2 separate regions of the Mus musculus genome follow, and region 2 is linked to region 1. The links are chromatin loops, found by intact Hi-C in ENCODE. Cell type or tissue: gastrocnemius. All regions are shown on one strand. Each heading gives the region's core, and the rest is flanking DNA. Links, peaks and the distances in the headings are about the cores only.

Region 1 (11,475 bases), core at 1,218-9,217:
CATGCTCAGAGCTGGGCCTCTTCACAGTGCTGTAGGTCCTGCTGGCTCTGACCTGTGCAAGGTGATGCATGGTGTCTCAGGCCCTTCGTACTCTGTCCTACCCAAGACTACCTGCCCCTCAGGTCCTACGTTGGTGTCATTGAAGTCCTGTGGTGAAAGGAGGAATCATGGGTAAGGCGGGGTCTCCCTGTACTGTCCTGCTTTGCCCACTGAGGTGAGAGACCAGGATGTTGATAGTGTGAGATGGGCCCAGGTCTTCAGAGTAGATCCTCTCCTCTCCATGCATTGTAGAGCCAAGTAGCTCAGACATAGACTCTCGCTGTGCCAGAGGCGCTCAGGGTGGGGAAATTCTAGAAATACACACAGGGGGCAAAGGTGGCACACACTGGGCCCTGGCAAGTCACTGTGATTCTTATTGTCTGAATCCTTGTTACCTGTCTTGGTGGGACAGTCAGGGACCATGGATGGGATGGTGGCCAGCAGCATACACATACGCAGTGGGTGTCTAGAAAGGGGGTAACTCTTGCCTGAAACCAAACTCCTCCATGTCCCTGTGGTTTGAGGACTATAACACTGTCACAGGACGACCTGAGGTGCCACAACCTGACTCTCACCCTCTTCTAGCGCCCTGAGGAAGAGCTGGGGTCATGTAAGGCAGTGTGTGTGTGTGTGTGTGTGTGTGTACTCATGCATGTGTGTGCATACACATGTGTGTGTGTGCATGTGGGTGTATATGTAAGTGTGCATGTGTGTGTGCACATGTGTTAGTTGATAGCATGCGTGCGAGTACATATATGTGAATGTATATGCATCTCTGTGGCTGAACACACTCCTTGTCTGAAGGTCACTTTCAAAGACGCCAACTCTTCAGTCTCAGCTGAACTAAGAATTATACCAATCAAACTACAAATTTTAGGGTGAGTCTAACCGCCTTTGTCTGCCTTGTTTTTGCAAATCCAGAATTAGTCATCAGTTTTTCCATGGCCGAGCTCTGCCTGGTCAGAGACTTTGTGATGAGTGCCACCTTGTGGTGCCTTTTGTATTTCCCAGGAGCAGGAAGTAATGGTCTGAGGCTGCTAGTAAAACCCATTACCAGACTCCAGCTCTGCAGCCTCTCCTATCCTGGCCTCTCACATCTGCATGCTCATGATATAAACCCACCGTACTCTGCCATTCCCAGCTTAGGGGCCAGACCCATCCCAGAGCCACCCAATTCCCAAGCAAAGCTGTTATGAGTTTACAGACAGCATCTCAAACTGTACCCTGAAGTAAACCTCTTTTTTGTGATAATGTGCCCGCCTCCAGTATTTTGTTCTAGCATCAGAAAGCAAACAAAAGCAGAAGAGGAAAGCCCCGTGCCTCTTGATTAAAGTGCCTCCAGGAAATCCCACAAGACTATGCAAAAGGTAAGCAGGGCTGGTTGCCCTTCCTCATCATCTAAGTCACACAGTGAATCCCTATCCTCCAGGGCAACCCACAGAAAAGGATGCTTCAGACAATTTCATAGAATGCTCCGGGTATTTAATGGGAAAGCCCAAGGGAGCTCACAAGAAGGTTGAAGGTTTGAGGTTTGAGCTAGAGGCACCATCCAACCTCCTGCTTGCAGGTGGACACTAGTTTCATCTACCCCCTACTTATCTCTCCTGTCCTGTCAAGCTCCTATTGAGAACAACCCATTGTGATCTTCCTACTAAAAGCTCTAAGTCACAGGCTAGGGGCAGCATGTGCTGGAGCACAGGACAGAGGACACTTGGAGCACTAGTTGGCTTCCCCTGTCTGTATCTCTCTAAGTATCCTTTATTCCTCTGTCCATAAACTCACAGTAACAGCTTTGCTAAGGAATTAAACTGGGTCGCATGGTCCATGGAACTGCATGTTTTCCATAAGTCCTTCCATCCCTCCAACCTCCAGCGCTCTGGGAGCCCATTCTGGGAGTGTTTGTGGTTGCAGCAATGACAGGAGGGTGTTGTTGATTCTCACATTCCAGGATTTTACCTGGAAAGTGTCAAGGCAACTTTTAAAATGTTTTCAAATGAAAACCGGGGTGGAAGTTAAGGACAGAGAGAATCTGATTCGTCACATGGTTGTGGGGAACTTGGAGTGTATCTTGGAGCCCCTTCCCTGGCTCCTACACACAGGAAAAGCACCTTCCTACTTTCCTTTCTGGTTTGATCAAGGTATGGGCTCACATAGTCCTGCCTGGCCTTGAACTCACTAAGGAGCTGAGGACGAACTAGTGCCCAGGATCCTTCTGCCTTTCCTTTTCCTGTGTCACACACACCCAGCTTAAACAGACACCCTTTTGAAGAAATGTGGAGAAAATGTCATATTTCAGTTTTACCTTTTTACCTTTTTTTTTTCTTCCACAAATGGAGCAGAGTTTCTGCTCTTCTGTGCCTAGTGTGTGCTTTGAGGGTCTGTCTGTCCAGGCCTTTGTCTATGTTCCTAGTGGGTTTTAGGTCTTTTCACCTCCATTTTTCCTATCAAACTGTGTGTGTTCCCATTCTTTAATCTGTTTCCTGTTTTTCTTCTCTTTGGTTAAGAAGGACCCTGGTTCTCTTTGTCAAAGTGGCAGTGGCTGGGGAGGCAGCTTCGTAGTTAAGAGCACTGACTGCTCTTGTAGGGGTCCCAGGTCCGATTTGCAAATGCCACATGGTAGTTCACAATGATACATCTGTGACTCCCGGTTCAGAGGATCTGATGTCCTCTTCTGTCCTCTATGGCCACTGCATACATGTGGTGTACACACAGACATGCAGGCGAGACACTCACACACATAACAAATAAAATACGTTTCAACAGTCAGGGCTGTAGTAGCATGGGCTTACATCCGTGACCTCAGCTCTATCCCCATGATCTACATGTCTGTTTTTATTTTGTGTCAGCCAGCACCAAGGCGCTTTTATCACTATAGCTCTGTAGCATAGCTAAGCTCAGGAATAGCAATACCCTCCACAGCCTTCTTTGTGTTCAGGTTGCTTTGGTTGCCTTGATCTTTTGTGCTTCCTTATACAATTTTAGGTTTTTTCCCCCTATGTCTGTGAAGAAAGGAGCTGGAAACTCGATTGGGATTGCACTGGATCCGTAGGCTGCATTTGGCAGGATGGTCCCTGCCAGCAAGATCCGTTCCTTCCATTCAAGTGCATGCCAGGCCTTCCCATGTGGCTCCCTCAACTTCTCTCTCCAGTTCAGTGTAGACTCCTTTCATTCCCCTGGCTAGCTGTGTGCCCAGACACTTTATCCTATTTTAATTTGTGAATGGGATTATTTCAGTGTGTTTATCACTGGTCCATGGGACACCTAGTGATTTGTGTGTGTGTGTGTGTGTGTGTGTGTGTGTGTGTGTGTGTGTGTGTGTGTGTATTTTTGTAACTTGCCACTTTGCTGGGAAGTACTTATCAGCTCTGTGCATTTCTGGGTGGAGTCTTTTGTGCTTAGACTCTTGCCTGCTCACTTTGCTCTGCAGAGCGCTCTCTGCTGGACAGTTTTGTGAAGTGTTAACACAGGGTGGGGGGAGCTTGGCTTGGGAATCATCCTGACAGTTTTACTGCACTAGGCCTTTCTGGACTTTCCCTAGCTGTTTCCCTGGGACCCCTTTCTGGACAAGGGTTGGTAGCCCATGTGAAGGAAATTTTATGCAGAGCCCAGTTGCCGAGTCCACAGTGTGACCAGGCCTGTGTGGTTATACCAGAGCTCTACCCTAGTTCCCACCTTCTAGAGAAGGACTCCTGGCTGGCTCGGCTGCCTCCTTCTGAAGCCCAGTAGATGATTCAGATCCCTATGTTTTTATTTTTGTCCTCCCTCATTTCTTACAAACACACACGTGCGCGCTCACACTCACACACACACGGCATGCACGCACACACACACAGGACAGTTAGTGTCACCCACTCCACATTTAGGAATTATTGAAACACGAATGAAATCAGCTCTGTCTCTGACACACATCGCAACCATGTTTCACCAACTTATCTTGAAACCGGCCACAGTTCAGATGGTGCACAGTTCTGGCTTTGTGAGTCTAACCTTATCAGCCTTTCCTTTCCTGATGTCTGGATTTGGGCTCACAATGGAATGTGGCTCTTGTAGAAGTGCTGGGTGCAGTTTTCCCCTAGTATCTGCACACCTCCAGTTCTCCCACTGGCTGGGGTGTTGCTGCGTGTGCTGTGAGCCGTTTAACAGCCCAGTGCTGTTTCTTGGAGGTCACTGCTTCATCATTTGAAATGTCACTTCCACTACATTCTGACTCTCCATAGGGACCCGGGTCCATTCTGGACTCTTTAATCTGTTCAGTGATCTCTCTAGTCAGGTAAATATATATGTTTGCAGCTAGGCATCATGGCCCATGCCTGCAGTCCTAGCACTCCGGAAGCAGAAGGGTTGCTATGTGTTCAAGGCCAGCCTGGACTATATAGTAAGTTCTAGGCCAGCCTGGGCTACCATGTAAAATGACTGCCCCCAACCCCCATCCTCAATCTCAAAACAAAAACAAAAAACACAACAAAAATGAAAACAAAAACACAAACAAAACAAAAATAAAAGAAACAAAAAAGAAAGAAAAACGAATTCTCCAAGCATCCATTATGAAATAGTAAGACTCAGAGAGGCTTCACAGAGCAGTTCACTATGCCTCACCTCTATCTCACCCAGCTGGAGACACTGAGTTCTCCTACTTGCTGGAACTCATTCATGTGACAGTTCCACCGACAGCAACACTGCTGACTTGGACTAACGGATGCAGAGACAGCACAAGATGTTGAGAGCCTTAGACTCACAAGATCATGCTGGCAATAAACAGCCTGAAGGCACTTTGGGTGACTTGGGTCCTGGTAGTTCTACCTTTGTGAATACAAGAAGGACCAGAATCTTAGAGGTCAGAGTCAGGATGAATAGAACTCTATGCCCAGGCTTCATTCTTCTGGACACTCCTGACTTTGTCCCCACTACAAATCAGAGAGGCAGTGAGCCAGGAACTGCTGCGCTTGCCACCTCCCTTTTGTGGAGAGGAGACCTTGTCTGTCTTGCTGGGGTGAAAGATGGCCAGCCTGGAAAGAGCCCAGTATCCCCATTTACTCCCAGATGGGATCATCAGCCTTAAACTGTAAGCTCCTTGCGACAGAAACTGGCCTCTGATCACTAGGAAGTGGCCTCCCCAACTCCGAGACCGAGGCACCCTCAAGGTGAGGTTTCCTAAGCTCCGTCCCCTTCCCTCTTGCCTGGGAATTCCATTTGCTCCCTGGTGCCCACACTTAGCCTTCCACCCAGTGTGCACTGCATTTGAGCCATCAGAATTGGGGTGGACAGAGAGGGAACCTGAAACAGACAAAAGTCCGTGTCTGTCGAAAGCGGTGTTCCAATTTTCTATTTGAAAAGTAACTGCGAGGAATGGACTATCCTGAGCTGAGAAAAAACAAAAACCAAAACAAGTCAAACCCAACCAAAACAAACAAAACCTAGAGACTAGGAAACAGTCCTACACTAAGTTAAAGTCGGCAGTGGTAGCAGAGCGCCCTCTGCTGGGCAGCCTGGGATCAACCTGAGGTACCCAAGCTTGGTTTCTGCTTGGCTGTTCCCCTCTCTCTGCTTTAGAGGAGATAAACCTGCAAATGACTCCTGGAGAATTGTGTTCTTTCCAAAATAGTTAATATGATATATGACCTACGTCTCATTATCAGAGGTTTAAAAGATTTGGCTTAAGTCCTGTGTGAATAAGGATGTGGACTTGTGACCTCAAAGCCCTCAAGGCAGCCATCCAGGGCGTGTTAGCTGTTAGTTCTAGAGGTGAGATGAGTAAGGGACTTTCCTCCACTCAAGTGGTCACACCAGGATTCCCAGGTCTGAGCTCTCAAGTGTACTGGTGTCAAGTGCCTGGGAAAAAAGTTCTCCTGACCATGTAGTAAACTTAAGTTTTATTTCTAGAAATCTGACTTTTGAGTTTTGTAATGGCTTCTGTACTGTAGCTTCTTATTCCAGTTTGTTTCTAGAAAAGTTTAGCTTATCCCTTTGGGAGAGTTTATTGATTGCATACTATTTGTAAGAAGCTGGGCTGGACGCTGAGGAAGCAGAGAGTTGACAGGAGGCTCCCACTCCACAGACGGTGACTGGTGGCTGTAATGGAAGGCTTCAGCGAGACACTCAGAGCCAACTCATTTCTATCTGCTGCCACAGATCTAGCTTGAGAATCTGTGTGACACAGTAAGGCTCGGGCATGAAGTGTGCTGGAAGGGGACTGGGGTGGAGCAAGAAGAAAGCAGGAGAGAAACGGGCACAGAAGAGGACTTTCACAGGGCACAAACAAACTCGACTCACCTCCGGAAATTCTTTCAGAAGACTGAGACCCTGACCCAGTACTCAGAGTGTGACAACTCAAGAAATCTGTGGACAAAAGTCTGGTGACAACTTTCACTCTGGCATAGAGATGGCGGCAGGTTATACTGCAATACCAACCCTATTCTTTGATAGGAGTTAGCACACATTCTCTGAGAAAATGTGTGCTAACAGGAGAAAAGCTCTGAATTGATTCCCTAGCTACTCAGAAAAGGAGGATAGGATTCATTAGTGATGTCAGCTGTGGCTGGTGTCTGAGGAAGGGGCAGGGTCCAGTCTGAACTTGCCTTCATTGGTCCCAAGACAACTGCATGTGTGCCACCTCCCTCCCCTTCTAAAAACTAGGACTCGAGGAAATGCAGAGGGAGAAGATTCCACAGCAATAGCTATGCTGCCAGAGCCCTCGGCTATAAGAATGGATAGGCATCCTGGGTGCTTCTGTAGGCTTGGATGAATGAAGACAGGCATCTGCATAAAACCATGGAGAAGCCAGGCAAGACAGAGAATATGCCCCACAGGCAGACATGGGCATCCTGGAGGTTGGCACATGTAAAGTAGGGAGCAAGGACTACTGGAGCCAACAGGGAGACTGGACCCTGCCCCTTCCTCAGACACCAGCCACAGCTGACATCACTAATGAATCCCATCCTCCTTTCCTGAGTAGCTAGGGAATCAATTCAGAGCTTTCCTCCACAGAGAATGTGTGCTAACTCCTATCAAAGAATAGGGTTGGTATTACATCAGCCCAGGCTCCCTGTCCAGCCCCCAGAAGACACCAGTGACAACAACAGCTCTAGCCAGGCACGACTCCAGGGTAGAAGAACACAGCATGTCAAATCCTCTTCACTGGGACCTAGAGAGTGGACTCTGCACATCCTTTTGTGAAGTGTCCTCTAAATCAGAATTTCGATGGTGCTAAAAACCTTATTACATCCTGCTGGTGCAAGCCAAAGGCTAACAGGCATGCATCTAGAGAGGGCAGGAAGAGAAAAGGCAAGGCTCTATTGTCAAGGACCAAATAAGAGGACATCTGGCCAGCAAGTCAGCAAGATTTACCAAGTACATGTTTGTTAAGAGCTCACAGCAAACAAGTTTACAGAATTAAAATCAACTAGAAACAGAAATTGCAATGAATCAACCATCTTCCCAGATTCTGTTAGCAAACAGCCAGGAAGTCTTTAGCCTTGTCCTTGGATAGATTCCCGTACTATCATTGGGATTGGCACCTTTAAACAGACTGGGTATTCTTCTTTTCTCAACTAGATGCCCGTGATGGCTTGAATAGGTATTCACTTATGAGTTTGAATGCTTGGCCCACAGGGAGTGGCACCTACTAGGAGACATGGCCTTGTTGGAGGAAGAGTGTCACTGTTGGTGCCACAAGCTGGACTCAGTTGGTCCCTCAACCCAGGGGAGAAATCAGGGTCCCAGTACTCAGATGGGCAAGGAGTCAGCGAGTGACAAACAGACACAAACACAAGAGAGTGTTGGATCTGAATGTAATTTCTCAAAGCAAGCATCAGACTTACAGAAGAAAACAAGGAAATTAGGTGATACATCAGCCAAGGTACAAGGTACAAGGTCTGATGCATAATGACACAAAACAGAGAAGTGCATGTATAAAGACTGGCAGGAACCAGGCAGTGGTTACAGCTGAGATAAAAGTGGTTCTATCTAAAGTCAGCTATTCTAGGAGCCAGGTGAGGATTTTTCATGCTAGTCACAATTCTAGTTTATTGTATAACCCACCACCAGGGGTCCCTTGGTAAGCGCCTAACTATGCTATTCCTCTGAGCCTTGTGAAAACTTGTACCAGGGGGTTCCGCTCTTGCTAATCTTTTCATGAATAATGCAATACTGTAGTTCCTCCTTAAACCACAATCCACCTCCTTCCTAGACCATTGTAAATTCCTGCATATGTGAGTGACTCGGCTATCATTTTAAGTATCCATAGGGAACCTCCATTTATCAGAGGAACTCACCAATTTTCTTCTAATATGTAATGTAGTCTGCCATATCTGACTGTAATGAGAATTCTAAGTTTACTTTGTAGAACTTGCCCTGAGATTTCTACTCTTATCCAGTAAGCTGCAATGCCTGATTTCTTTTTCTATCTCTCTTTCAACACTGTAGGCATTTTGTCTGAATAAGTCAAATCATTCCTTGGGGGCATCTATAATAAAACAATACTGAAGGAAAGCACACAAGACCCTCCACAGACTATCACAGGGACAAATCTAAAACACATCTGTTACGGGATTCCAAGGCCTCCAGGAGACCAGTTTCCATGAAACTTTTTGCCTCAGGACTGTGGCCAAGCTTTTGAACTTGTCACACAGACTCCACTGGAGTGGGTGTGGCATGTTGGGGTACTCAAGCTATGCCAAATGTGTTCTGCTGCCTTTGGATCAAGATATAGAATTCTCCCCAGCTTCTCTTCTCTAGCATCATGTCTGCCTGCATGCCACCATGTTTCCCGCCATGACAATAATGGACTATACCTCTGAACTGTAAGCCAGCCCCAATTACATGCTTCCTTTCATAAGAGTTGCCGTGGTCATGGCATCTCTTCACGGCAATAAGACCTAAACTAAGACAATGCTATTTGTTTATGCATTTAACTCATGTACATATTTATTTGTGGCTGGTGGCTCTTTCTAGAACCACTACTACAGTGTACAATAAAAACAAACGGCTGGCACTGATTTTACTGATGATCAAAGAAAGTTGTTAGCCTTCACAATTACAACTGTGTTGTCTCCATGGGCTCTGTCTATGAACTTGAGGATGTCAGCCTTTTGTCCGTAGTCCACTGAGTGCTTAATTATGAAGAGAAGCTGGATTTTTATCTACCATCTTCTTCAATTGTTTATTTAATCCAGTTTTGCAGTAATCTTTACTATTTCTGTACACACACATGCACATGTGTATATGTAATTTATTCTGCATCCACAAGAGTAAATGCATATTTTATTCAGTTGATACTGTGTATTGCATGATTCAGTTTTTGGGTGTTTGATTTATTTTGCATAAATCTCAGGTGTGGTACAAAGCCCTGCTGAATCAATTTTACTTATATTTCTGAGCATATCTTCATTTGACATCTATAATCATAAAAACCTATTTGCAGCCTGCCTGCGCACTGTCTCTGTGGGTGCCCAGGGGGCTCTGCGGTGCCTGAGGGGCTCTGTGGGTGCCCGGGTGGCTCTTGCCTTGTTGAATGACTCAGAAAGGCCCATGAGCTTCTGTTTCTGAGGAAAGTTCTGAGGGAAGGGATTTGAGTTGTTTTCTAGATATTTGGTTGAAGTAGGTCTTTGCTACTTTGTGGGTTATTCTCTTTCCTATCCTTTATCCCCCATCCAGTTTCACCTCCTATTACTAGATAGAAGAAAGAGAAGAATAGAGGAGAGAAAGGGGGAGGTGAGGGGGAGAAAGAAGTCCCTGAATCTAATTTCTTTCCTTTCGTTTCTTCTTTGAACATGACTACTAGCAACTACAACCAACCCCGCTGAACAACGAAGAACAACCAACACCACATATTGGAGTGCTAACATTTATTTATATACTCCCTGAAAAGTTCCCAGAATTCCAAATGACACACAATTTCAGAAACTATCTGCAGCTGGCAAAAACCAGGCATCTGCTAGAGCGTGAGGCAAGTCACAGTCAGCTGCTGCGAAGTCGCCCCAAATCCCCACACCTGGGATTAAAATGAAAACACTTCCTTATTATATTTCTGTGGGTTTTTTAAATTAGGTATTTTCCTCATTTACATTTACAATGCTATCCCAAAAGTCCCCCATACCCTCCCCCCACCCCCTACCCTATATTTCTGTGCTTTTAAAGAAACCAAAAATTCCAGAATCCTCAATACATTTGGAAGAATCAACTAGCAATGCTCACACACATGTGCACACACACACACACACACACACACACACACACACACACACACACACACACACACACACACTGGGCTTTCTCTCACAAATCCAAGTGTTTCACTGGCTTTCCAGCGTTTCTCCCAGCTGTATTAGTTTGAAGCTTTGTGTCCTGGCTTGCTTGCCTCATTTGTTGGCATTCAGTTTCTTAGCAGTTCCTTTAAACTATGGTTTGTTCAGTCAGGTCAGCTTCAAAGTCCTTCACCCATTTAGTTGGTTCTTTCTCTTTTTTACAGTTCAGTCCGCCAACTTACCGATTTTGTTGCACTTTCAAAAGACACACCCTTGCCTTTCCTTGATTTTTCTCTACCATATTGAATGCTTAGTTTCAGCCACAGGCCTTCTTGTTTCGGTCCTTATTGCTTGTGGTGGTTTGGGTGAGAACTGCCTCCACAGGCTCGCATGTTTGAGTGTTTAGTCAGCACTGAGTGGAACTATGTGAGAAGGATTAGAGCTTTGACCTTGCTGGAGAAGGCATGCCACGGGGGGTGGGTTCTGAGGTTTCAAAGGTCCAAGCAAGGTCAAGACTGACTCTCTCTCTCTCTCTCTCTCTCTCTCTCTCTCTCTCTCTCTCTCTTTCTCTCTCTCTCTGCCTGCTGTCTGCAGGTCAGGATGTAAAGCTCCCAGCTACTGCTCCAGCACCGCACCTGTCAACCTCCCACCATCACGGACATGGACTAACCCTATAAAACTGTAAGGGAGCTCAATCCAATGCTTTCTCTTAAGAGTTGGCTTTGCCATGGTGCCTCTTCACAGCATTAGAACAGTAACTGGGCCTTCCCCTTCCTTTGTCAGTATCCTGTGCAGCAGCTCTGAATGATGCCTGACCTCCCTGCCCGATGGGACTCGTTTTCATGGAAACTCAGTATCTGCTGGCAGCTTTCCATCTCCCTGCTCCTACAGGAGGGGTCCCTGACAGGAACAAATGTCTATGTGCCATCTGCAAGGGCTTGGCGCTAGAGTGTCAGCCTCCAGTCACCTCAGTTTTCCTGCTGGATGACACAGTTGCCCCACAAGCAAGCTAAGAAGGGATGCTGGGGAGCCTCAAGGTCCTCCCCCTCTCTCCTTTGTCTAGTGAAAAAGAACTGGGGGAGGAAGGAGCTTCCAAACTCTCATATTTACCTGAAAGGCTGTCTATTAGGTTTAGAATTGCATCCAACCTTCCTGAGGAGATACTGATCCACTTGTTTGAGAGGTGATAGGAAAG
Region 2 (11,475 bases), core at 2,384-10,383, 950 kb before region 1:
GGAAGTAAACAGGACTGTGGCAGGATGAAACTAGTTTAAGTGACACTGAACTTTTCCAGAATGAGCTGGGATCTGTTTGAGGTGATTATCCTTGAAAGAGCCCAGAGTTTCTGAATGTTATTATTTCAATCACTTCATGTTATGAGTGTGCCTGTTCTTATTAGACCTTCCATTTTTAGCTCTGGTCCATTGGACTGTTCAGTAGACCAAAGTAGATGGACTTTAAAAGAAGAATTCATTCCTTAGCTTGTTAGTTGATTTGTCTAAAGTCACCCATGCAAAATGGACACGTTTCAGTGGGTATCGCCATAATGATTGTTAAGGTCGGTGGTCCAGACCACAGCTGCTGCCCTGATGATTCAGGTCATTCTGAAACCTGGCCATTCTCTCTTCCTTTTGGAGACAGGTTCTCATGGTAGCCCAAGCTGCCTTTGAATTTGCTGTGTAGCTGAGGGTGAACTTTTAACTCCTGATTCTCTTCCCTCCACCTCTCAAGGTGCTAGAATCCTAAGTGTGAGCTACTATGTCTCCTTTATGTGGTACTGGACATCAGCCTAGGCTTCATGTGTGCTTGGTGGGACTCCTCCAGCTGAGTTCTAGCCCACATTCTTTTGTTTTGGCTTTGTTTGAAGATAGGGTCCTACTGTGTAGCCCCTGGCTGGCTTTCACACGTTGGTAGCCCTCACATCTCATCCAGGCCTGCTGCTAACATCTTGGCCTTCACTGTTGGGCTGACTGAACCTTTCAGAGGTGGGGCCTGGTAAGAGGGCTTCAGGCCCTTGACGGGATGGTGAGGAGATGGTTCCTGCCCTCTCATTCACACTCACAGGGCAAGAAGAGCAGTTTGGCTCTACCTGTTCCCAGAGGGATGTGCCCTCCCCTGAGGGCAGAGCATTGGGGCCCAGTGAACTATGAGTACACCTCTCTGAAGCCACGAGCCCACGTTACTCATAAGCTCACCATCTCTATTTGCTACAGTGGTACACAGTAGGAAGACAGCAGAGTCTTATCAAAACAACCAGAGAGAACAGTGACTTTTTGTTTGATAGCATGAAGGGTGGTATAGGGACGGAGGCTGCTGTCTGTGACAGTTTCTTACCCCAAGTGTGGAATTCCTTACACTCTCTTATGGGAAATGCTCTATACATGGATGCTTGTATCTGTGCAGTAACGCCTGTGTCAACTCTCATGCTGCCAGAATTAGATCATTAAGCACACTATTAGCGAATCCTCTCTGTTTTGATTTTCATGTTAAGACTCATGCCTGGCTCATAGAATTAATTTTATCAATGACATAGAAAATGGTTCTTTTAATCTGAATCTGTGTGGAGGCATCAGTACCATGGTTTGCCCCAGGATTTCCCCCTAATGGCTTTCGCCAGCTTGAATTAGCTTGATGTATCATTAATGCATACAAATGGCTTTTATTTTTGTTCATAATCTGTTCATAATGCTACGGTGCTCTGCTCTTCCTAATGTTTTTAAAATGATTGAACAGTGATGTGCTTTTTGACCTATTTAGCCCTCTACAGAGGCGCTGATCAAGAGAATAAGAAAATGTCACTTAGCTAGGACAGTCAGGAGCTGTTATAATCTGTAGCTGAGGTTTCCCACTCATTTGGAATCTTGCAGTTGGTAACCCTTCTTCCCCTCTGCTCTGAATAATCTTCATTCATTAGGGCGCAATCTACAAACGCTTGATTAGCAGCGCTCTGCTCTCCCAGCCCGTGGAGGAGGGATAAATGTGACCCTCAGGAGGCCCATCTTGTAAGTTGGAACCTGTTGTTTATCATGATGGCTTCTTTTGTGACACAGAGTGATCCTGGCCAGGCGTTGGCCCCCACAAGTTGGAGAGTTTGGGGTACATGGTTGGATTGATGACCTGGATTCCCCAAAGGTGAGCTCTGGATTCTGGGATCATTGTGCCAGAGGCCAGAGAACAGCTTTCCCTGGGTTCTGGGCATCAGACTCGGGTTCTCGGGGCTGTGCAGCAGCTGCTTCCATGCTGAGCATCTTGACAGCCCGGAAGGACAGACACATTTGGTAGCCATCTGTGGTCATGAGGGCTCCTCCCTGAATGGGCTCCCTGGGGCGGGGGGGCGGGGGGCACTCGGTTGGTGCCACAGCTTGCACCTGTCTCCTCCAAGTCCCACTCCTGCCTCGGTCAGTCCCTGTGTGCTGGCCCCTCGCTCGCTGAGAACACATCCATCCCTGGGACCCTGTGTTCAAGCCTAGGCTGTGCTCAGTGGATGTCCAGGCTCCCTGAGGCTTCTCAGGAAGAGCTGCTCCACCCAGAGCAAGGGCATAGCAGAGATGGTGAAGTGCCTACTCTTGTCTCCCCTGTTGTTGAGATGCTCGCAGCCTTGCACCTGCGGCACTCCAGTCTGCTCCAGAGGCTGTGCAGGCTGTGTTCCAAGGGCAAACTGTAGGTAAGCTCTTGTCTCAAATCTCAGGCATCTTTGCACCAAGATTTTATAATGTGTGTGAGTTCACTTCTTGCCTGACTTACAGACTGGGTGGCTTTCAGAGGTAGAGAGATGCCAGGCCTTGTTTGGCTTCACCTGTCCCGCTTAGGTGAGCAGTTGGTACCATTCAGATGTGTGTGTGTGTGGGGGGGGGGGGGGCGGGCATGCTCAGTGGCAGAGCAGACACATTCAGCTCTCTGTGTTTGGGCTCCAGGGTTACCTTGGTTTTATATGTCGTGCAGAAAGCCCTTTACTGCATATTTATCTACTTACTTTCTGCAGTGCTGGGGCTCACGCCCAGGGCTCTCAAGCCAGATAAGCACATTACCAGTCATGCCTTCAGCCCACTGTGATCAAGGTCCAACCTGAGGCCAGAATGCTTAAATCTCTTAGTGTTTCATAGAACCAGAGCCTTTTAGTAGTTCTGGGGACTAACTGGCTCTAGCCAGTGTGCGGACTGTCCCCACCCACCCACCCACCCACCCACCCAGGTGATTTCTTCACAGAATCTACAAGGTAGGAAGGCAGGGTTGAGCTCTGTTGTAATCTAGTGGAACTGCCACTAGGGGGTGCCAGAAGCACTTAGAATATTTTCATTCTGTATTTTCTTTTCCCTTTTGCTGTCACGGTGGAGAGAATACAGACACATTTTTAAAAGTTGAACTTTAGGGTGTGCTGCATAAACCGGAACTAAGAATCATGAGTTCGATCCCTGGAGCCCACCTACAGGAGGAAGGGGAGAATCAACCCTACAGAGTTGTCCGATTCCTTCCTTCACACATGCTGTGGTACATACACACCCACATCCACACACCCATCACGCACACACACGTGCACACACGCTATGATGGTAAAGTTTACGGCTTTTGTCTTCAGTTGTACTGGAGCAGCAGAGATCCCAGAGCCTCGCTGGCTCAGCGCCTGCCCTCCAGGATGTCATTGCAGTGGGAGCCCGGACGTGAGGTCAGGGCGATTAGGAAGGCATTAAAGGAGGAAGTGATGTCACTGAGTCAGCTTGCCACCGGTCACTGGGGAAGCTCCAGCCGAGGCTCCCTGCCATCTCCACATCCTGTCTTTGCCAGCATTGCTAGTTGATGTGGGTGCAGAGGCAGCCAGGCAGGCAAATGAGTGACATTTGGCCCTGGGGGACAGAAGACTTGACTCTCTGAGAATGTCATCACACCGTTATAAATTCATGTTTACTTTAGTAAAGTAGATTTCAGTAGATTTGTGTATACTTTGTATCTGCTTAGAAACATTTTAGCACTTTTCCAATTAAAATATGTTAGGAAAATAACCAACATACATGCCAATAAAAAGTGGTCTGTTAACCCCCACCACTAGTCAATAGCATTTTATTTTCGTTTAAGATAGGTTCTCCTGTTTCCCAGGCTGGCCTCAACTTTACATGTGGATGCCCTGGATCCTGCCTCTTCCTGCCTGTTGGGATTGCAGGTGCTACCACATCTGGTTTATGTGGCTCTGAGTTCAAACCCAGAGCCTTGTGCCTGGCCAGGCAAACACCCCAAAAACCCGCTGTAGTCCTAGAATAATGTTTTATGATTAATATATTCTGTTGAATTTCTAAAACTTCTAAAATAAAATCGGAAGCGCTGGAGAGGTAGCACTTGTGCTTTCCGAGGGCCAGAGTTCAGTTCCCCGCACACATGGGAGCTTCACAACTGCCCCGAGATGGACTTCCTGCGCTTCCTGTGAAGCTCTTTAGAGACAGCCTCCTCTGTGCTAGAACCGAAGCCAAGGCACCTCCCTATTGGGCAGAGCCGCCCACCTCCTCGGCTTACATGTGACATTCACTTGTGCGAAGCTGCCATGGCCTCCCTTATCACAGAGGCCTAGCACCTCTGAAGATGTCCTAGAAGCAGCAGGTCAGGTACAGAGCCGTCACAAAATGAAGCCGTGTGCAGCTTAGAGATTTCCTGGGAGACTCCTCTCTCCCGAGTCCACACTTGCCGTCCCCTTGGAACACACAGCAGCCTATGTTCAGATGAGAAGCACAGGCAGCACCCATCACCAGGCTACACTGCCTGCACTGGTGCCCGCTCTGTCTCCTGCTGCAGGAGAGAATGTGGCACTGTTCCCTACCGCCTGCCCCCTCTCAGACCCAACCCTAGCCACTAGCATGCTTTGGTTTAGCCTTGGCTTCACGGACTGGGACACATACATCTTTTCCAAGTGTGGCCAAGTGGCCTAATAGTCATGCAAGGAATATTCTTGGGAAGGGTATATTTTCCTGTGCCCAAAGGCAGAGGTACCGAGACACCCGAGGCCTGGTGGGTTCCCTTGGCAAGTACAGAGCTGAAACAGGCATTGTACTTGTTACACATGGGTGGTGGGTGTGGGTCTCATCCTCACTGTACCCTCTGTCTCCCCACTGTGGTTTATCAGGTTCTCAGAGTTCTTTCAACTGAGACTTATGCACTAAGTCAGGGTTTGGGTGTCTTAGAGTGACTGAGTTCCTCAGGCCCCAGGTTAGACTATTAGGCAGCTCTGGCTCCATTTTAGCCCTTCCTCCCTACGCCCACCTGGTCCACCCTGTATGGATTCACACATTTCATGTCCATGCCTTCTCCCCAGCTCTCCAGAGGATAGCTGTGATGCAGGTATGATCGGAGCATATCTGTGAAACCTGCATGCTCTAGCCCTGCATCCTGCCCTCCTTTCACTCTTGCTGATGCAATGCTTCATCTTTTGGATTGGGTCTCTTTCTCTCCAGCCTTGCTTTTGCCCCTAGGATGTCCCAGCAGAAAACTAGGGCCTTAGAAAAATTTCTTCTCTTGTCTCTACCTGCCTCAGGTCTTGTATCTGGAGCCAGGGCTGCTGAGCTGAACAGGGCCCAAGTTCCTCCCTTGGAGGTCATAATCTACTTGGCACAGCACTTTCTGAAGCTAGAGTAGGTGCTGGTGCAGGGTATGGGTGATGGCATTTGCCTGCCTGGTGTCTGTGCAAGGACCACGCTTGTTCTGTATCTCATACCAAATCATCACTACCAGGCTGTGTCTCATATCCATCAGCCAATACAGATACCATGCATGCACCTCTCAGTGAGGAACCTGAGGCACAGAAAGGTCAGATACCTTGCCAGAGATCACACTGGTCGTTAATTGCCACAGCAGGCCAGTTCTGTGTCCAAGATTCCCCACTCCATTGGCCATTGTTGTTAGGTGACCTAAAAGTTACATATTAACTCCACTTGTCAGAGTCTCAGTAGCTGGGGAAATCACAGCTACTTGTACAAGATACTTTGTAGCCATTGGGGCTGGAGTGCTATGGCTTTCAGGCAACTGCTTTTCTGAGCCATTGGCCACACGCTGTCAACTCCAGCAGGGTGGTCACATTTGGTTGGTGGCTTGTCTTAGCCTGACTTTGCTCTTTATCTCTGCTTGTTGTTCACTTGTCCTCTGGGGCTGTCAGAACAGCACCAGTTGCTCCGTGGTTGTGCCAGGTAAGTCAAGTGTAGGCCACTAGGTGGCAGTGGAGTCACAGACAGGGCTGCCCTTTGCTTAGGGTTTCAGACTTCCTGCTGTGGCTTCAGGTGTGATCTGCAGAGACCTCCTTAGCTCTTGTGGGTTAAAGATGGTAGCAAAATCTTGTGCTGCCTCCGTGTAAATTAGGAAGATACAGTTAATCTAGGCACACATGGGATGTGGTGTGTAGGTGCCTGGAAGGTCACACTGGAGGCACAAATGGCTTCTCTTGCCGTGACAGCTGGTTGATTCTTAGCGGTTCAGCGGTAGGATAGCAGAATTCACTGGACTGTGTTCTGAGTGCTGTATAAAGTTTGCACTTGGGAGACACACACCCACAGCCCACAGCCCACATTTAATCACAGGCTCAGAGAAAATACATGAAAAGTGTTCAGAAGCGGCTCCGGCTCGGAGTAATGGCCGCTGTGGGAGCCCCGCCCACAGCCAGCTCCGCTGTCTCTGCATCTGCTTCTGTTAATTTTACCTCAAGAAAATAGTTTGTTGGTTTTCTACTCTTTCCCCCCCCCTTTAAAACTTAAAAAAAAAGTTGAGGGATTTAGCTTTTTAAAAATTAATAGCTACAGGTAACTGCAAGAGATACTGTTGGCAGATGCAGCAAAAAATATTTCTACAGAAAATTGGATTTTGCACATAAAACTTAGTCATACTAATAAAGACAGGTCATTACCCGTTTTAAGCCAAATAAACAAACTCAAAGAGACCCGCTGTCAGTCTGATTCTCGGAGGCTTTTTATTTTTCCGAGGTGTGTAAATCAGCTTTAGTGTGGTGATTGTGCCTTGGATTTTGCTCACATCATTCCTGCCTCTTGCACTGCTGGGTAGAGTCACCAAGGGCTGAGTGATTTACAGTCCTGTTGCAAGGTGTGTTTATATTTAAGCTGTGTGACGGGGGAGCTAATGAGAAAGATGAGAAATTTATCGTCCTTCGTGATTGATAGGACCACTGCCTGTGCTTTAATTGAAGTCTGACTGATCACAGCTGTGGCTGAAGTTTGGGGAAATGAGTTGGGGTGAAAAGAAACTTCCATATTTGTTTCTCCACGTTTCAAAGGTGGTCTTCCTGCTGGCAAGATGGCTGGTGGTAGAAGCAACCCGTACTGACCAGGGCTTGCGTAATGGCACTGAGATAACGATGGCGTTTGCCCTGTAATTTCTCCATGGAAGGTGGTTTATGAGTGTAAGGGAAAAGATTAAATACTGGGGTTTTTTAATGGCTTTAAATCTTTACATGTATAATGATAAAATTCTCTGCAGCTAGTCGTTGCTAAACATTCTCTGGGTTATTATTTAAGACAGTTTAAAAAGAAAAGCGGGGTTGGTAGGGGAGCTCACACTGATAACGGCAGAGGCAAGCCTGCTGTATTAGTCACTGCCTTAAAACCTCAGGATTGCACTAACCTGGGCACGTCTATAGTAATCTCACAGACCTGCCTCTGCCTGTCATTTTTTAAAGGTACCATTTGGGTTGAAGCTCAGTCTTGTGAAAATGTCTAAATTTTCCCATTAAGTGCTTAAAAAGTAATAAAACTAAAGTCATTAGACTTCACTCTTCAAAGCGATATCTGGAGAAATATTCTCCAGCGCAATAAATCTGAGCAAGGGTTCGACATTCATGTCCCTCGTACTCATTCCCTGGAAATGGACGTTTGAAGGTAAATTGCTTAAGTAGGGCAGTTTAAATTTTTAATATAATCTTATTGTAACTGTTAGCAAATGATTGAGGTGCAGAGGAACCGTATATGTTTTGTGAGATTGATAATGAATGCTCTGCGGTGCCTTTTCTATGCTGAATTATAGATGTTATGACAGTTAGATGCTCATGAAGGCACGCAGGAAGACTTGCGTCTTTATTGGATGTTCAACTGTGCTCCCAGAGGAAGGCCTAGTTTCATTGGCTCCCGACTCCTCTCCAGTTGGCTTTGTCTTAGGCATCTGGAGGCTTTGACAAGCCAGACTCTGTCCATTGCTTCTGTGGCCTGTCGAGGGTAAGGCCCTCACCGTTACATGGCCGGTACAAGCAAGTGAAAAATACCGAAAGAGCAATTTTCATCTCTCTAGCAATTTGCTCCGGGGGGATGAGCCACCTTCTCCTCCAGCAGAATATCTTAGGTCCATAAGGAGTTCTGGCTTACTTTTATGGATCAGGGAGGCTTAAAGAAATGTCTGTCTGCCAGTCCTGTCTGTGGCTCCCTTTCGCTGAGCCCTGGTGTTGCTGGTCGGCTCTTGGGGTTGTATGTGTTGACTGTGCATTTGGTCTTTGAAAGCACTGACCTCCAGACAAGTTGCAGGAACAGAGTGGCCCCTGCTTCAGTAGGCCTTGGTTCAGTGCATGGCTGTTTGAATATTTCAATGTATTTGAAGGAGGACAAGCGTGGGCTACATACATATTTATAGTCCTTCCTTTTTATACTTTTTGTGAAAAGAGAAATCTGTTTTAGAAACAAAGCCACACAGTACCTTTGTCATCTTTTCTTCATGTGTTTTTGAGGAAGGAAAAAAATCTACTGGGTGCCCAATATTTGCGCTTCTTTTGGCAATGCAGTCCTTTGGCACTTTAAATTTCCGTGTTGTAATTTGCCTTTCACTTAGCATGTCTCACTTATGGGCCTGTTTTGAGCATTTTCATGGAGGGGAGAACATTGCTTTTCTGTCACTCTGAGTTGGAGGCAGCACCAAGGATTTGGGTAATAACCAGCACAAGCAAGTTCTAGTAACTCACCTGTGTTCAAGACGAATTCCCAGAAGTCCCACGGGAGAAGCTCATGTGTAAATAATGTATTGTTGTATATACAATGTCGTGGGCTGTAGTGACTGGACAGTTAAGAGCAGGTACTGCCCCCAGCACCGATGTCCAGTGGCCAGCAACTGCCTGTGCCTGTTCATGTGTCTGTCTGTCTGTCTCTCTCTTTCTCTGTGTGTGTGTGTGTGTGTGTGTGCACATGCTTGTGTTGGGAAGTAGCGTAAGCATCACATGGTGTCAGCTTTCTTCACCTGCAGTCAGCAAATTGTCTCTTTGTTTATTTTATTTTATTTTATTTTATTTTTGCTTTAAGTATTTTAAACTAGGAGACAATGCTGTTTTCTGACCCACGGGTTCTTGGCATGTGTGCTTGTGTTTGTTGCAGTGTGACAATCTGGCCTGAAAGTCTTTAGGCCTAACCTCTACCACCACAGACTTAAAATCAGTGGTGGTAGAACCCTGTGAGTTCTAGCCCCAGTGTCACCAAGAACAGTAGTTTTTACTTTGTTGATAAATGATATTTCCTTAGGATAGATTAAAGCAAGAATTTTGAGTAGAAACACAGTAGTTTGAGAAGAGATCGGTTGGCTGATTAAAAAAATATTTTACATATATGAGAATATTGTACCTATCTTCAGATACCCAAGAAGAGAGCTTTGGATTCCATTACAGATGGTTTCAAGCCACCATGTGGTTGCTGGGAATTAAACTGAGGACCTCTGGAAGAGCAGTCAGTGCTCTTAACCGCTGAGCCATCTCTCCAGCCTTCTTCATAACCTTTTGTTTATGGCTGCTGGTAACGTGTTAGAGGGTGAACTGAAGCCTGCACGAGGCTTGAAATACATCATACAATCGAGGGAGGGAGATGGCAAGAAGGATGCGGGACGAAGGATGGATGCATAGGTGTGCAGTATAGTAGGCATAGCAACACATTACCATCAAGTCTAGGTTGGGCAGAAGTGCATGTTCATTGCAGTAGACAAACTTGTACTATAAACATTTTAGGGACAATTCAATACAGTAGTTATGCATTTATAACTCTACTACAGCCATCCTATACTAAGAATAATTCAATATGAGGTATTTTTTTTCTCTCTCAAGTTGAAGTACACGGTACAGTATCTGTGCTTCTTTTGAGACTTTGTTGAGCTAAAAGTACCGGCTGGCAGTCAGCCGTGTGAGCCTCTGTGTTCCAGGAAGAGGTTCCGAAGCCCTCTCGATGTTGCTAAATCACTGCAGATTACAGATTCAGAATCAATCAGCATTCTCTGCTGAGCTCTAATTAACACTGAAGTATTATTAGTCACGAATGTGAAGTCTTGATCGGAGATGACCTCAGGTATTCTAAATGTAAATAAAATTAGATTTAGATCCCTTTTAATTACCCGAGGTGCTGTGCATAATTATAATGGCAGTTGATAAACTTAATTTCTCATTAAAGGAGAGAAATGTTAGAAAGTTTCTGTCCACTGTCTACTTAACTCTTTGGCAGCTGCAGTCCATTTAAAAGAACTGTTAAGGCTTTTATGTTGTTTTTGTAGAAGTTTAAATCATGTATTGTACTGGGCTCTTGACATTCATCATAGGCCTGGTCACTTAAAAAAGATTATTGCTATGTGTGTATACACATGTGTGCACGGATTCGTGTGTGTGTGTGTGTGTGTGCGCGCGCACGCAGGCGCGCACGCATGTATGTGTATACCATGTACTCTTGTTCAGAGGACAGATTGCAGGAGTCTGTCGTCTTCCTTCCACCATGTGGATTCCAGAGATTGAACTGAGGTCATCAAGTTTGGCATCAGTGTCTTTACCCACTGAGAAGTCTTGCAATTCTTGACTTCATTGCATTCACATGGCCAGAATCCTGTAGCGTCTCCAAAGGCAAACATGCCCCGTTAGCAACCCTGCCCTGTTAGCAACCCTGCCCCGTTAGCAACCCTGCCCCGTTAGCAACCCTGCATGAGGCATTGGGACAGGCAGGGCTCTGGGTGGTACTGGCTACTGATAATAATTGAATGTGTATGTTTGTGTGTGTGTGTGTGTGTGTATGTGTGTGTTCGTGTGCATTGGGGGAGGGGGCTGCAGTGACTTAATGCACAGAGCCAAGCTGGGGACCGAGTGGGAATGCGTTCTGTCACCTCATCCTTCTTTCTAATCACATCATAATACATTGTATAATTCAACCTGTGTGTCACTGTCAGTTCCCCCAGACCTTCCAACAAGGCCTCGTGACTGAAAGAGCAGGAGGAGAAGCCTTGTTCCCTCAGAGCATGTGTGCATGTAGAGGCCCGAGGCCAGACAGCTTGTGTGAGTCCTCCCTCTCCGGTACTTTTATCTGCTGAGCCACCTCACTGGCTATTCTCCTCAGCAGTTTAAAGCTCTCTGAAGATTAGTGTGGAGGTAGGAGACTGTTCTGGGCACCATGACTTTCGTTTACCTTGACCTTTAGACTGGAGATGGATTTGAACTTTAACCTTGGCTGGGACAACAGTAGTCACTAAAGGGAAAGCTGATGCTTGCACCGAACCTCAATGGTTCCCAGGTTTGTGAGGTAGCATCTACCACTGGACCCGCCTGTCCTGCCCTTATTCAGGGCTCTGCCTGCCTCCTGGTTCCCATTGACCTTGATGTCTTCATCTTTAAAATCTTGAGCTGTTGCCTTGGCTTGGGACGTTTACGTGGTCACTCGCGTCCTCTGCCTCGTTGCTGTCCCCCCTGACCCCACACACAGTCCTTTCTCAGCCATCTCCCGGACTGGCTTTCT

The links. Peaks named below come from ENCODE experiments on the same cell type or tissue, not always from the same donor. Only the 100,000 strongest peaks of a DNase experiment are listed, where the experiment ranks them.
Region 2: it touches region 1 in a loop (3-fold over the local background); 11 of 42 quality-filtered maps call a loop at or near these places.

What each region holds. Positions count from the first base shown.
Region 1 is chr1:90,587,529-90,599,003 of GRCm38, forward strand. No RefSeq gene overlaps it. Among named protein-coding and RNA genes, the nearest start is that of Cops8, 10 kb to the right of the region's middle. In gastrocnemius, for the core only: CTCF peaks have their summits at 3,487 (motif pointing left) and 5,527 (motif pointing left); DNase peaks (open chromatin) are centred at 3,484, 5,009 and 5,509; H3K4me3 peaks cover 285 bases; H3K27ac peaks cover 1,466 bases.
Region 2 is chr1:89,640,872-89,652,346 of GRCm38, forward strand. The region is part of intron 6 of Agap1 (ArfGAP with GTPase domain, ankyrin repeat and PH domain 1); the gene reads left to right. Among named protein-coding and RNA genes, the nearest start is that of 4933400F21Rik, 37 kb to the right of the region's middle. In gastrocnemius, for the core only: CTCF peaks have their summits at 3,032 (motif pointing right) and 5,952 (motif pointing right); DNase peaks (open chromatin) are centred at 3,038, 3,416 and 5,952; H3K4me3 peaks cover 659 bases; H3K27ac peaks cover 1,317 bases.